Linked DNA regions of Homo sapiens: region 2 is linked to region 1. The links are chromatin loops, found by intact Hi-C in ENCODE. Cell type or tissue: PC-9. All regions are shown on one strand.

The links. Hi-C counts contacts between places; a loop is a spot of excess contacts. Peaks named below come from ENCODE experiments on the same cell type or tissue, not always from the same donor. Only the 100,000 strongest peaks of a DNase experiment are listed, where the experiment ranks them.
Region 2: it touches region 1 in a loop (18-fold over the local background); 30 of 110 quality-filtered maps call a loop at or near these places.

What each region holds. Positions count from the first base shown.
Region 1 is chr6:118,561,652-118,569,651 of GRCh38, reverse strand. CEP85L (centrosomal protein 85L) reads left to right here. Exons shown (of 13, transcript NM_001042475.3): 3 at 3,336-4,123. It overlaps PLN (phospholamban), which reads right to left. Exons shown (of 2, transcript NM_002667.5): 2 at 7,936-8,000. LOC107986524 (a long non-coding RNA gene) reads right to left here and starts at 3,970. Exons shown (of 5, transcript XR_002956384.2): 1 at 3,882-3,970; 2 at 1,581-1,656. In PC-9, a CTCF peak has its summit at 4,152 (motif pointing left); a DNase peak (open chromatin) is centred at 4,151.
Region 2 is chr6:118,773,044-118,781,043 of GRCh38, reverse strand. No RefSeq gene overlaps it. Among named protein-coding and RNA genes, the nearest start is that of ASF1A, 120 kb to the left of the region's middle. In PC-9, a CTCF peak has its summit at 4,311 (motif pointing right); DNase peaks (open chromatin) are centred at 163 and 4,053; H3K4me3 peaks cover 385 bases; H3K27ac peaks cover 1,328 bases.

The DNA.
Region 1 (8,000 bases):
TGTATTTTATGTGTTTTGATTTAATTCTCACTGTTGTCATCTCCATTGTATGGAGGAGGTAACTAACTATTAAATAACATGTTTGAGCATGCATAACTACTGAGTGATAGAGCCAGAATTTGAATCTAAAAAGGCTGTATGTTTTTTATTTTTTTATTTTTATTTATTTATTTTTTTGAATATATATTTTTATTATACTTTAAGTTCTAGGGTACATATGCACAACGTGCAGGTTTGTTACATATGTATACATGTGCCATGAAAAGGCTGTATATTTTACTCCTTTTTTTTTTTTTTTTTTTTTTTTTTTGAGACAGAGTCTAGCCTTGTCACCCAGGCTGGAGTACAGTGGCACAATCTCTGCTTACTGCAGCCTCCGCCTCACAGGTTCAAGCCATTCTCCTGCCACAGCCTCTTGTGTAGCTGGGATTACAGGCGCCTGCCACCACACCTGGCTAAGTTTTGTATTTTTAGTAGAGATGGAGTTTCATTATTGTTGGTGAAGGTGGTCTTGAACTCCTGACCTCAAGTAATCCGCCTGCCTTGGCCTCCCAAATTGCTGGAATTACAGGTGTGAGCCACTGCCCCCAGCCCTATATTTTACTCTATATAATAGTTTTGAAATTAAAACTGTTATACTTAACCTTTGGTCTGTATTTTTACCTGCAACTTGATACAAGACTAATTTTTTATTTTTTTTAATTTAAAGATATCTTTTAGAGGCTATGATGATTTTAGTATAACTACTCCTTTAGTAATATTAATACAAATATATGTAAAATATATATAATGCTATAATATGTGAATACAAATATTCCATAAACTTTTGGGGACGTCTGTCCTGTTTCTATTTAGAACCAACCCTCAGTAGCATATTCCCCTTTATTTTCTTGTTCTCCTGATTACCAGAATAGTCTGTTAATCACTGTGTTTGCCAGTTGTTTTGCTTTAATCCATTGGCAACTCTGCTGTCAGAATAATCAGTCATCTTAAGTACAATTTTTTTGATCATATCATTCACTCCTTTGTTTGGAAGCTCAGTGATACCACATTTCATGCTGAATGAAGGCCAGGCTCTTTACTTAGCAGAGCGTTTGAAGATGTGTATAATTCTGCTTCACCTTTACCTATCAAGAGTTACCTTGACAACTTTTCTTGGCACTTTAACTCCATACTGTAGATACATGGATTTATTTTTCTTGTTATACAGCCACATTCTTTTGGCTTCATGATTGGACGATTCAGTGTTTTCAGTCAGCAGAAGTTGTTTACTGGCTGGTTGAGCACATAGGAAATTTACTTAAATATATTTGGTGCTTCACAGAATTTTTAGGAAGGCTGGAGAGCCAGGCTTAAGGATAAGCTTCCAAGTAATATGCCTCAAATCATATATGAGAACTGTCAGTCTTCCACCACTAAGCTGTCTAGCTGCTGCCAGTTCTGGGATAGGAATTTTGATTCTGCAGCCACTACGGGGCCACGTCTGTCACTGCTGTTGTGGAAAGGTGATGCCTCTGCTGTTGCCTGTATCACCCAAAAATGGTAGCTCCACACCGAGTCCATTTTATCATGTGACTTACTTCCAAAACTGCAATCTTGTGCTGCTGCCTCTGAATGTCTGCATCATAGTTTCAGGGTGTACTGGGATTTTGAGGTCTGAAATATATTTTGGGAGGGTTGGAGTCAGTAATGTGAGAATTTTCCTAAATGCAGGAAGTTTCTTCAGAAGCTGATAGGCAGTCTTGAATATGATAACTATCCACTACAATACTTCTGTTTATATTCCTTCATTTGTAATGTTTTTCCCTTTTCATGTCCAAGTTAACACATTCTGTGCAAAGACCCACTGGAATTTTATTTTTTGAATAGTCTACCTGGCTCGTTTTAATCTGAATTTTCTTACAACTTTATCAACATAACTTTTTCCATAAGACAATGTAAGAGAATACAAGTAATAAGTATCTTCTGGTATAAGAGTCAAACAGTGTGGGGAGATACAGAATAAATTGCAAAGGTCTCCATCGCTTACTTCCTCCCCACACACCAATTTAAATTGCTACCCCCTTTCTAGATATCCCTTGATTACAAAATTATAGTCTTTGGTTTTAATTTGATATATATGATGATAACATGGCACTTGATGGTAAATTTATTGAGTATTTAAGCCATTATTTATCTTTCAGCCTTTCATTTAGTCTGCTAAAACTATTCATTTGTATAGAAGAGTATGATGTGAGGGCCTGACCTAAAGTAATAGAAACTCAACTATTTTGGAGGTAAAAATGTACAACTTGGGGATTTAATAAATATAGAGAGAAAGGAATAAAAGTAGACTCTAAGGTTCTAGCTTGGGGTGAATATGGATATATATATATATATATATATATATATATATATATATACACACACACACACACACACACACACACACACACACACACATACATATATATTCATACATATATGTACACACATATATATATGCCATTAAATGAGACTGGAAGTGAACCCTTTGGGACTATTTTTCATTATTGCAGGAGCACCTTTACTCATATTTCTCATTTGAATTAGAGTTTGGGGAGGTTCTAAAATGTTTAGATCTGGCATAGATTTTCACAGTTCAGGAAAGACACTGAAAAATACCATTTTTCTGACAAAGTTGTGTCTGAGACTTCATTGCTGGATTATGAATAACACCTCTCAGTAAGGAGTTGGATTTTTCCTTTTAAAGGTACAATACTTTAATTAGGGTAAATATAAACCTATTTTAAATCACTTTTCACCTGTAAGTACAGTAGATGGTGAAAGGCCATATACTCTATTAGGTATCCATATTTAGAAAATCCAATCTGAAACTATGTTGACTTGTTTCAGATAAAAGGATAATAATAATTTACTCATTTTGAGGACGTCTTTTTGAAAAGCTTGTGCTGGGCTGGGCACAGTGGCTCATGCCTGTAATCCCAGCACTTTGGGAGGCTGAGGCAGGCAGATCACCTTAAGTCAGGAGTTCGAGACCAGCCTGCCCAACATGGCAAAGCCCCGTCTCTACTAAAAATACAAAAAATTAGTCGGGCGTGCTGGCAGGCGCCTGGAATCCCTGCTACTCGGGAGGCTGAGGCAGGAGAGTCACTTGAACCCAGGAGGCAGAGATTGCGGTGAGCCGAGATCTTGCCACTGCACTCCAGCCTAGGCAACAAGCTAAAACTACGTCTCAAAAAAAAAAGCTTGTGCTATGAAACCATGTTCAGATATTTCTTTTGGCATATTGCATTTTACCTCATTCTCTTTTGTCTGTTAATTGTAACTAATTTGACCATCTTTTTTCTTTCCAGATCATTCAACTTCAAGTGGCACATTATCTTTTAAGCCTAGTCAATCATTGATTACTCTTCCTACTGCCCATGTGATGCCGTCTAATTCCAGCGCTTCAATTTCCAAACTTAGGGAATCATTGACACCAGATGGCTCAAAATGGAGTACAAGCCTCATGCAAACATTGGGAAACCACAGTAGGGGGGAGCAGGACTCTTCCCTAGACATGAAGGACTTCCGGCCACTTCGGAAATGGTCATCTTTATCCAAACTCACTGCCCCGGATAACTGTGGCCAGGGTGGCACTGTATGCAGAGAAGAGTCAAGGAATGGTTTGGAGAAGATAGGGAAGGCTAAGGCTTTAACATCACAACTGAGGACAATTGGGCCTAGCTGTTTACATGATAGTATGGAGATGCTTAGGTTAGAGGACAAGGAAATAAATAAAAAACGGTCATCAACTCTGGACTGCAAGTATAAATTTGAGAGCTGTAGCAAGGAGGACTTTAGAGCCTCTTCCTCTACTCTTAGGAGACAGCCTGTAGACATGACATATAGTGCCTTACCTGAAAGCAAGCCCATTATGACAAGCTCAGAGGCTTTTGAACCTCCAAAATATTTAATGCTTGGTCAACAGGCAGTAGGTGGAGTTCCCATTCAGCCTTCCGTAAGGACTCAGATGTGGCTTACAGAGCAGCTGCGGACAAATCCTTTGGAAGGTAGAAATACAGAGGATTCTTACAGTTTAGCTCCTTGGCAACAGCAGCAAATTGAAGACTTTCGACAAGGAAGTGAAACACCAATGCAGGTAAGGTGCAAAATCTAGTGTTTGCTTCCCTCCAGTGGATGTTATGAGTACAGTAGCACACTTACAGTAAGCATATAACAAGTGTTCACAGATTGTTTTGCATTTCCTTTTCCCTGCAAGTTAATAGGCAGAAATGTTACAAACCGAAAAGTGTTGTTGATAAACTTGCAAAGCATTTGAGACTAATTAACATGAAAATCTGAAAACCTTGTACCTAGCTTGTTCTTTCCTTTTCATTTGTTAAATGGGCATAAAAATAAAGCAAAACATACTCAATCTAAATAAACTTGGAAACAGAAACAAAAAAGCTAGCATAGGTATAATAGAAAGAGCATCAACTTGGCTATACAAGGTCTTAGATTTTGTGTCTGGTTCTGTTAGATTTAGAACGTGGATGACTTTTTCACTTAATTTCTCTGGGCCTCAGTTTCTTCATCTGTACAATGAGAAGGTGGAACTACAGTCATTTGTAAAGTTTTGGTGATACATGATGTTATTTAGGTTTATAAATCAGATGTACTTTTTTTTAAAAAAAATTATGTGTCAAGGCATTCATTAATCAGCTTATAGAAAGTGCTTTATGATGATATCATATATAAAGAAAAATAGTATACAGCCCCCAGTTGGTCTAGGGAATAGCATGTAAATGTGTAAATTTCTTAATCTGGGAATGTTTCTATTCCAAGACAATTTTCTGTAGCTTGTTTTAACAAGGAAACTAATTTTCTGATATAAGTCCTGTCATCTGTTTTTTATCATCAGAATTTTCTGAAACAAATTAATTCTATAAAAAATTGCAAATTTTCCCTAGAGTAAAAATGTAAAATTGGTATTCATTACTACTACTAATAAAAACAAATAGAATAAATGAACATAGGCTATGAAAGGATAAGGAAATCACTTGTCCAGGAACCTCACAAATATGAGTATGATCTCAAAACATAGAACCCTAACATACTACATTCATAGGAGAACCCTTAACATGTCGCATGTACCTTTATTCTTATTTTAGATACAGTTCTTATAATTTTGATTATGTATTTAAACAACACAATCAAAACAGAAGAATCATTATGATTGAATTAGAAATTTGTGATTTATCCATTCAAGTGATGAAAAATAGGAAACCTAATTTTTCAAATACTGTCAAGTTTTAGTTTTCAAATGTTTGTCATTATAGGAAAACAGAGATCCAGGCAGTTGTTTCTCCAGCTGGTGTCTTTACACAGAATTGGAGCTGTCCAGTGGGGCTGAGTATGCTATTCCAAACTAGAGTAGGTGTGATAGAGATAATTGGGCAAATTTCAAGGAGTAAATACTGATTCATGCTTTTTATTCTGCTTGGACAAATCTCTGGTTTAAACAAGGTGTTTTTCTTAGCCTCAAAGCAATGCAGAGGAGGGTAGGGAGGTTGGGGACACACTGTTGAGATAAATTTGTTTTTAAATCTTCTTTCTAGTGCATAGTAGAGAGAGAAGGCAACTAAAGAGCAAAATTTGCATATACCCTGGAAAGCCCTACTTCTTGATTAACTTTATTTGGGATGGTCTCTTTATAGCGCTTTTAAGTTTTGGAGTAGAAAGATGAATTCAGGTAAAGAAAACTAGACAAACTAAGTTGTAATCATTAAATGACTGCTTCCCTTCTAATTTCCTCCTTAGAAAACTACAGAAAAAAGTTGTTAAATACCTTCTTGGAGCCTCCAAGTAGTATTATCTTTATTTTAAAAGCTTTCATCATAGTTGTTTCTTAAAAGCCTCTTTGAAACATTGACTTCTGGCCAGGCACTGTAGCGCACGCCTGTAATCCCAGCAATTTGGGAGGCCAAGGCAGGAGAATTGCCTGAGTCCAGGAGTTTGAGACTAGCCTGGGCAACATGGCCAGACCCCGTCTCTAAAAAGGAAAAAAGATAAAAATCATAGAAACACTGATTTTCTTTTAGTCTAATTTTTACATAAAGAGAAGAACCTTAATAAGGACCAGGCCGTCTGATAAATTGTGATTTGCAAGCACAACTCCTAAACACTCACCATGAAAAAACAATATTTTTACAACTAAGAAAAGGAATTTGGCTGAAAGTCATAATCTAATAAAACCTTAGATTTATATGTTATAGAATTCTGTAGCTTTCACAGTATTTTATCTCATTTGATTCTCACAGCTCCCCACTCCCCAGGTTAATTTGTAACATTGAAGGTTTGCTCTTCCTAGGACTTAGTCCAGAATAATTATTGAGCCAGACACACATTCTTATGTGTGTGTTGTTCCTTGATTTCCATGGTTTTCTGCTAAATCATCAAGAGTGCAGGAGTGTAGTACTCTGAATCATTTTCCTTTGTGAATGAAAAGAAGCCATTATGCCCTCAGATGGTTTATGACAGAAGGCTCCATGTGTAATGCCTACTGCTAGTCTTTGACTCTTTCCTCGGTAGTACATCACACTTATGCTACCCACCCCCTGCAACCCCTAAGCTGCCTGACTCTATAGGGACTATGACAGAGGAGGAAAAACAGTCTGGTCTTTTTGGGAAGACTCCTTCCCTTTCCATGGCCCCCTTGAGTTCCTTTTCTTGGGGAAGGTAGGGTGGAAGGGATGGAGGATAAACACTTCTACACGTAACGGCAGTATCCATTTGGATTCCTGTAAGCCCACGATGGATCTCCCAGACAGTAGTGAAATAATAGTAGCCTCTTTATTGATGAAGTTGTTTATCCTTTTTTCCCTAGGATGTTTCTGAACTTCAGGTGGCAGTCATTAAAAAGATGAAATTTTGTGCCTATTTAGTCATAAGGGTGTTTGAACAGTTATGGTATTGGCACCTATACATATTTTACTGGAGATTTTCCCTTGTATAAACAAAAAATTTGGACCAAGCATGGTAGCTCACCCCTGTAATCCCAACACTTTGGGAGGCTGATGGGGGGTGGATAGCTTGAGGATAGGAGTTTGGGACCAGCCTGGGCAATGAGACCCCATCTCTACAAAAAATAAAAAGAATTAGCCATATATGGTGATGTGCCCCTGTAGTGCCAGCTACTTGGGAACCAAGGTTGGAGAATCCTTTGCACCCCAAGAGTTCAAGGCTGCAGTGTGCAATGATCATGTGACTGCATTCCAGCCTGCATGACAGAGTAACACCCTGTCTCTTGATTTAAAAAAAAAAAATTGATAAAATGAGTTAAAGTAAAATGACTTGTTTTTTGTCTAACATGAAATAATAATGAAAAAGTTTTATTTATAACTTGAGAGTGTTTAAAGTATTCTGTTACGTCCTGTGAACAGAAAGTTTTCTTATTTTTATTCTTATTTTTGTACCCTGTTCTGGCTTTAATTTTTTAACTGTTTGAGATAATTTATATATTCAAAGATGTGAACACTATGACACTCCCTATATTAGGATATGACACATTCATTAGGTAGTTAAAGAGGACTTTTATATACCTGTTTTAATGAATAAAATTAGTAATGTGTTTCACTTTTTTCATCTGTCAAGTTTTCTATGTAATATTAGCATAAAATTTCTGGACATTTTGAAGTGTGCTGTTACTTAGCAGAAGAGCAGATCTTTTCTGAAAATTTATTATAGTCCTACTTTGCCAGAAGTCTCAAAAATAATCAAAAGATAAATAATCGCTATGTAGTAGCAATTTGTTATCTTATATACGTCTGCCCTCTTGTGTGTCTGGACTTGGGCGTCTTGATTTTGTTTTATTTGGGGAAAGTCACCAAAAAAACCCCTATAAAATTAAAACTATAATTAGAGCGTTTTATCGTTAGTATCAATTGTAAGTGTATTATAGAGCAGCCCCACTGAGTTTTCAAGAACATTCATTTTAATATAGTGATTCTGATTTGCATTAAACAAATATATATTCT
Region 2 (8,000 bases), 210 kb before region 1:
TCTGAAAGATGACTGTGAGTTAAGATCAGGATGGGGGTGAAGTGGCACAGAACGCTGAGCAAGAAGCACCAGAATTTTCCTCTGGGGTTATGGGAAGGGAAAGCTGGGAATCCGTGTGCATTCATCATTGTCCTGATGTATTGTTCATAGGAATCTAGTCATTCCCCACCCCGAGGCTAGAGAGGCCAAGGGAAACTTTAGCTATACCAAATTGTGAAATTGAAATTTGTATTTAGTTCCCTAGCTTCCCTTTTTTGCAAATTTTCCCACCATTCAATGACTTATACGTTTTAAAAACACTTAAGGAATGCCTTCTATCTGCTCGTAGTTCAGAAAGAAAGAAATATTCTAGAGAGCTAGACAGACAAGTAAACAAATAATTACATGAGTATAATAAACACTATAATAGAGTTGTAAGAGTATAATATAAAACAATGATTATTTTGCACTTCCCCCTTCCCAGAATCTAGTGGCCTAAACAAGAAAGCAGTTTGTTTCTCTTTTATGTAACGGTTCAAGTGTAAGTAGCCAAGGGATGCTATGGTGGTTCCACGGTGATGGGGATCCAGGTTCCTTCTGTCTTGTTGCCCATTCATCCCTTAGGGTGTTCTGCACAAATAACTCACCACCACATCTGCTGGGTCTGTATGCCAACTAGCAAGGGAGTAGGGGGAGAGAGAAAGGTACTTCCTTTAAGGAAGTAGCCTGGAACTTCAATTCTGCTCATAGAATATATCATTTAATCACATCTAGCTGCCAGGGAGGCTGGGAAATGTGGTCTTTAGCTGGATGGCCATGTGCCACCAAAAGCTTGTGTTTTGTATTTACTAAATGAAGAAGGGGAGGATGGATTTTGGGAATAACTCATAGTCTCTGCTACAAATTACAGCTAATTCAATATTCCCCAAGATTATGTTGGCCAAAAAATAATTTGTTCTCAGTAGGAATGGCTTTTAACCCTACAGTTTCCCCTACATCTCAGAACGCGACCGCGAGATGTAGCTGAAATCTGGAAAAGCTACAGAACACTCAAAGGGGAAGTAAAAGACAGATCCTTCTGGTACAGGCAGTATAAGGCTTTTGCTAAACAATTCAAGGATCTAAGCTAAGGAATCTGGGTGGCAAACAGCATTTGGCTTTCCTCCTAACACATGTGTTCCACCTATTCATGATGAAAAAGGAGAGAGTACCTAGAACTACTCAAAGTTTGAGATTTATCAGCATGTAGCATCTGCTCCCATCTATTTCCATCCAGGTGCTGCACACCAACTTTAGTGGTTCCTCACAGTCCCCACAAAATTGCTCTTCATCTTACACTTCACAGTCAACCTCAACAACGCTCCAACAACCTTGTAGAAGAAGTACCAAAACTTCCACAAGGTTGAATGCCTAGAGTAGTGGGAAGGGTATGAACAAGAGGGGTGTTTGCAAAGCTTACCTTCCCGTTAAGAAGGATGCACGCTAGATGGGTCAGATGCTGCCATTTTGATACAGACTTTGAGGTAGCTATTTTGACCAGACTAAAACCAAACCACTGGATTTTTATTTTCCCAAATAAAAACTGCTTTAATATTTTTATCTGATAACAAAACTAACAAATACCCACTTTGAAAGAACCTGACAGTGCCAGAAATTTTGCACCGGTGCCTAAATAAAATAAAATAAAAGCCATCCAATACAAAATACTTGATGGGTATTTTTCCCCCAGAATTGTTCATTGCATAGGCATAAAAATTGCTGGTTGGATTTTCTGGGAAACAGATTCTGAGACAGAGTTTGCTGTATAGCATCTCGTTGAAGAATTGTCCTTGGGGTTAACACCTATGGAAAGAAGAGAAATAAAACAAAATTGGATGGAGCGAGAACTCCAGCTAATCATAGGCGTGACAACAGACTTAGCCTTCCCCACGAGGACTGTACAGTGTAAATGGCGCATCAGAGTTGTTCTGTGTTGGGCTGAAGTGGCCTGGCCTTATACTCCTACCTCCATCAGGATGTGCCCACCCTACCTGCTCAGGAGAGGTGACTCTGCAGCTGAGGCAGTCCTTGAAGGGACAGCTAGGGCAAAATGTCCTTCTTTGAAGGGAGATCTGGGTATGTTTCATCTACCCTACCCTCCATGCACGCACACACACGCACACACATACACGCCATATATATAGCTTTAAACAAAAATATGATCATATTATCTATGCTCTTATGACACTGACATTTTTTGCTTAGCAACATAGTGTAAACATTTTCCCATGACCCAAAATATACATCCCATTCATTTTTAATTACTGCAGATATTCTATTGAGTTGTACAATACTTCATCAAATACCTGTTGATGGGCATCTGAGAACCTTCCTAATTTTTGTCTCTACAAATAACTTGATCATGAACATACTAATGTTTGTATCTTTTCACACATGTGTAATTATTGCCATAAAATAATTCCCCCAAGTGGAATTGCTGAGCCAAAAGGTTTGCATTTTTACATTTTGAGGTATAATGCTAAATTACCTCCCAGAAAGCTGCACCAGCCTACCAGAGCACTGAGGGTAAGCCACATCAATCTTTTTTTTTTTTTTTTTTTTTTTTTTTTGAGACAGAGCCTCGTTCTGTCACCCAGGCTGGAGTGCAGTGGCGCAATCTTGGCTCACTGCAACCTTCACTTCCTGGGTTCAAGCGATTCTCCTGCCTCAGCCTCCCAAGTAGCTGAGATTACAGGCATGCACCACCATGCCCGGCTAATTTTTGTATTTTTAGTAGAGACGGGGTTTCAGCATGTTGGCCAGGCTGGTGTCAAACTCCTGACCTCAAGTGATTCACCCACCTTGCCTTCCCAAAGTACTGGGATTACAGGTGTGAGCCACTGCACCCGGCCCACATTGTTTTCTTAATAGCATTCATTAATGAGATGTTAGGTTAAAGCTGTTTCATATCTTGACAGATTGTAATTTTTCATTTATTTTTCCCTTTGTGAATTATCTCTACTCACCCTTTGCACATTTTTCTCTGGTTTGCAAGTATCTGTTATATTGAGGTTAATAAATCTGTCTGGTATATATGATACAGTATTATTTCCTAATGCATAGTTTGTGTCTTAATTTTTTCTTTTTCTTTTCTTTTATCTATTATTTTTTGAAAAAAATCCATTAAATCCATCTCTTGTCTCTTTTAGAGATTCTGGTTTAGATGTTACTCCTTACCAGTTTCTCTCTACCCTTAGTTTATAGAGATATTCATCTGAGTTTTCTTCTGGTACTTTTATAAATCCTCACTTTCACATTTTCTGTTAGTAAACAGTGTAAAAAATAGACATTCTCTCATCAGTGCACTTCTTAATCTCATCTAGTTCTCAAACCACACTGAGTTACCTGTTACTGAGAAAAGTAATAAATAAAACATTGGTTTTACATTTCAAAATGGTCATTTTGATGGAATTGCATCTAGTTGGCTGCTTTAATAGTCTTACTCCGTCAGAAATGCCCCTAAATACCTGCCATGGGAGGCTGAGTTGGGAGGGGGTTTCTTTCAGCCTCTAGCATGCTAACCTCAGGCAACCCACTGAGGTGTGAGCTAAGGGCACACCTGTGTGCAAAATGAAGTTCCAAAAGTCAGCACCTCTTCTAGGCATTCTTCCTGCTCACCCCTACCTTACCCCACAGTTTCCTTTCCTCCCACACAATTGCTGGCTACAGGTTTCCTGGCTCTGTACCAAGATGTCTCTAGGGGTTATCCACTCTGCTTTTCCCTCCTGGCTTAAAAAAAAAATAACTTTACTGAGGTATAATTTACATACCATACCATAAAATTCACGCCTTTAAAATCCATACTGCAGTGATGTTTTACAAAATTTACTCAGTTGTGCAACAGGTACAGTCTGGTTTTAGAACATTTTTGTCACCGCAATAAAGTCCTTCATGCCCATTTACAGTTAATCCCCATGCCCTCCCCAGCCCCAGGCAATCACTGATCTACCTTCTATAGAGTTACCTTTTCTGGGCATATCAGATAAATGGAATCATATACTCCTCTAGTTTTGACACTGCCTCTTATCTCCAGTGAGAAATTCCAGATTCGGCGTCAGCTCTGTGGAAACTGACCTGCCAACCAAATGCAGGTTCACATAGCTAATAGATGAGAGCTCTGACTCAAGTCCAGTTCTTGTGGTTCCAAATTCTTTTCAGTCCTTCCCACATTCCTGATCTGGCTACATTTTCAATGTTGTATGGAAAAGTTGGTGATGGCCCTTTAAAATAAGTCGCAAAGATTACTGGCCTTTTGATACACATGGGCACTGATTTCATGACTCTTTTCAGCCACCAGAGGGTGCCCCAAAGATCTATCTTTGAATTGGCTTTTGCTTGTTACTGTTAGACATCTAAGAAAGAGAATGTGAGTTGTCACCTGATTCTGGGTGAGTTTTTTTCCAAAATACTTTTCCTCTCTGAGTAATTGCAAATAGCAATGGAGAATAAAAACTAGAAACTGTTTTTTTGTGCACATTGAAAGGTTTTTTTTAGGCTTTTAAGAGAGAGATTTTTTTAAAATATAATAAAAAGGGAAAATACAGACGATTTAAGAAACTGGTGAAGAGTTCTTAAATTATGGCAATCCAGCATGACAGATATCAATTAACCAAAATATTAAGGTGTTTTTGCTAATCTTTTGCATATTTACATAACTAAGTCAATCCTTTGAGGGAGAAGGGAAATGGAAACATATTTTTAAATTAAGTTACCCAAATCCAGTATCTGCATAGCTAGAATTAACTGGATAAAAATTCAGTATGACAACTGAATTTATCTTTTGAAAAATAATTTTAAGGCCCGGCATGGTGGCTCATGCCTGTAATCCTAGCACTTTGGGAGGCCAAGGCAAGTGGATCACCTGAGGTCAGGAGTTCAAGACCAGCCTGGCCAACATGGTAAAACACCATCTCTACTAAAAATACAAAAAAAAAAAAAAAAAAAAAAAAAAAAAAATTAGCCGAGCATGGTGGCATATGCCTGTAATCCCAGCTACTTGGGAGGCTGAGGCAGGAGAATTGCTTGAACCTGGGAGATGGAGGTTGCAGTGAGCCAAGATTGTGCCACTGCACTCCAGCCTGGGCGACAGAGCAAGACTCTGTCTCAAAAACAAAACAAAACAAAACAAAACAAAACAAAAAAACCAACAACAACAAAAGAAAAATAATTTTGTTGTGATGTTTTTGCAGCTATCTGTACTAAAAGTGGCTGAATTCATTTGTCAATTTTGACTTTAAGAAGCGCTTAGCATTGCAGTCTCCAGGATCCAGAGGGCAGATGTATCTCTTGACCTCCTCCAACTGAGCATCTCCTTCATTTTCTTTATTCTGGATGGATGGATGGGTGGTTGAATGGACAGAGGCTGCTCAGCAGGCAGGATGACAGCTCCAGGGAGCATATTCAGAAGAACTTGATGATGAACTCTACTAAGGACCACACCTGCCACTTGTCCGTCACTGGGTAGTGACATATGTCTGGTAGTGCTATATTCCCTTCAAGGACTGTATGATCCCCAGAAATGGCTGCAGCTGTAGAAGCAGTATTAGACCCAAGTCACAAGGCATGGGTTTCAGGGCTGGATCTTCCCATACCTTGCGATGTGTCACTTAACCCTTATGTATCTTCTCATTTCTAAAAATCTATAAAATGGCAATGATAATAATATTTGCCCTAATTATCCTCTTACAGGGATATTTCAAGGATGAAATGGAATAATAATGGATAATAATGGAAAATAATGGATAATACTAGACAAATACAAAGTACAATTATTATAGCACTGTGCCTATGTGAGAAAGACAGAAAAAGAGGCAGAGGTAAATACTCAAAGACAGAGGAAAGAGAGAAGAAAGAAGCTTGGAGAGTGAGAGGGAGAGAAGACAATCTCCATTCCAAAGGCACGATTCTTCCTGCAATCATGCTAAGGTATAAAAGGTCATCTTTCCTCATTTTTATACAGTCACCCCCTCTGAAGAATAGCAAATAATCCATTCTAGTCTCAGGAGATTATTGTACTAATATTATTCAAACATCAGAACCTTTAAAATGTGTTTATGCTTTTCCGTGAGGATTAGTTGCTTTTAAAATATAAATGTCCCAACAAATCCCAGGATTGGATAGTGCCAGTTAAAAATCTCACATTGACTGGGATGGAAAGGCCAAGAATTGACTCACCAGGAGTGGGAAAGTGTGACTTTTACCCCTACCCTTCACTTGACAAGTAAGTCATTCTTGAAAACTCTGCTCCTAAGTGAAACATTGCTCAATGGCAGCTGTTTCCATTATTTTTAATGGGAAAAGTTCCTGTGTGTTCCACTCCATGTAGTCAGCTCCCTAGGTGCTGAGTGTTTTCCTGAGAGACACTTGCTTCCTCCATTTATGGCATTTACAACATATGATGAGATGCATCAACACTTGGGCTGGAAACTGGATTTACGGATGCTGTTGAAAAGGGTAGATGACACTGAAAGGAAGATGTGTAGAGCTTCCAAAAATAGCAAACCTTCAAGTACTGTCCAAGCATCAAATTCTATGCAATTAATTAATAGGCTAATGAGGAAGCACAGCATTCTGGTCACATGGGTAAGGTCCCTGCAGTCTCTGGAAGGCAGCATTTTTATTATGGGCTTCCATTCCAAATGGCAAGTGATCAAGACTCGGGCCGTCGGATACCCCCTGCCTAGAAGTCTGTTTAAACTGATGAAACCATAATGTCAAAATGTTACTTTAAAAAATTGTGGTAAAATATGCATAGCATAAAATTTACCATTTTGATCATTTTTAAGAGTGTAGTTCATGAGCATTAAGTGAATTCCCAGTGTTGTGTAACCATCACCACTATCCATTTCCAGAATGTTTTCATTATCTCAATCAGAAACTTTTTAGCTGTTAAATAATAACACCCGATTACCCCAACATGCAACCCCTGGTAACCATACAATACCACCTTTATAAATGTATTCATTTAGTGTGTCCTGGCATGAGAAAGTCACCATACGAAAAGGAAAAGTGGCAGAGTTGTTATATGAAAAATAGTAAAACTCTGCAAGAGTTGTTCTAGTGAAAATCATAAACCTGTCTGTCTTGTCTTAACACGGTGAGCATCAGAATTGCGCAGCGATCTGGAGTGCTCCGATGCACTGGGAGCAAGATGTGTTTGCTGAGCGCACAAAAGCTCCCACATGAGTGGTGGCTGTATTGGACAAAGTGAGAATGTTGAGGAATCCCCTATGAACCCAGAAGGAGCCCAGGCAAGCTGGGAGGTGTAGGGGCCTGTCTGGGGTCAGGAACAGGGGCTCAGAAGGAGCCCAGGCAAGCTGGGAGGTGTAGGGGCCTGTCTGGGGTCAGGAGCAGGGGCTCAGAAGGAGTCCAGGCAAGCTGGGAGGTGTAGGGGCCTGTCTGGGGTCAGGAGCAGGGGCTCAGAAGGAGCCCAGGCAAGCTGGGAGGTGTGGGGGCCTGTCTGGGGTCAGGAGCAGGGGCAAGGCCATGCTCCCAACCAAAAAATGTATGGCAATCATCATCTGAACTCTGAACATTATTCCAAAGGAAAACATTTAATTAGTACCCAAAGGGACATTTTTCTGTAATTTGAAACACCTACCCAATGATCCCTTGAATAAAATTCAATCTTTAGATACATACTTTAAAAAAAGCATATATAGAAAACACTGTAATGAACATATTAATTAATAGTAATAATGATCTATGTTTAATTGGGCTGACAAAGTCTCTTCTTTTATACTTTATTTACAACCTTAGACTCCTACTCAAACTGACCCCTTTTAGGAGCCTGCTTTTTCTAAAAGCACAAGAATTTAGTGGTGAAGGAAATACACGTATTAAAGGCTTTCTAGGATTCTCTGCCTCAAGGTGTTTTGCTAATGTGTACCAGAACATTCTTGAAAGGAGAAAAAGAAAAGAGAAAGGAATTCTTTGTAAAGAGAAGAATCTGCCTTTGGGCACTTTTAGCACAATTATCTATT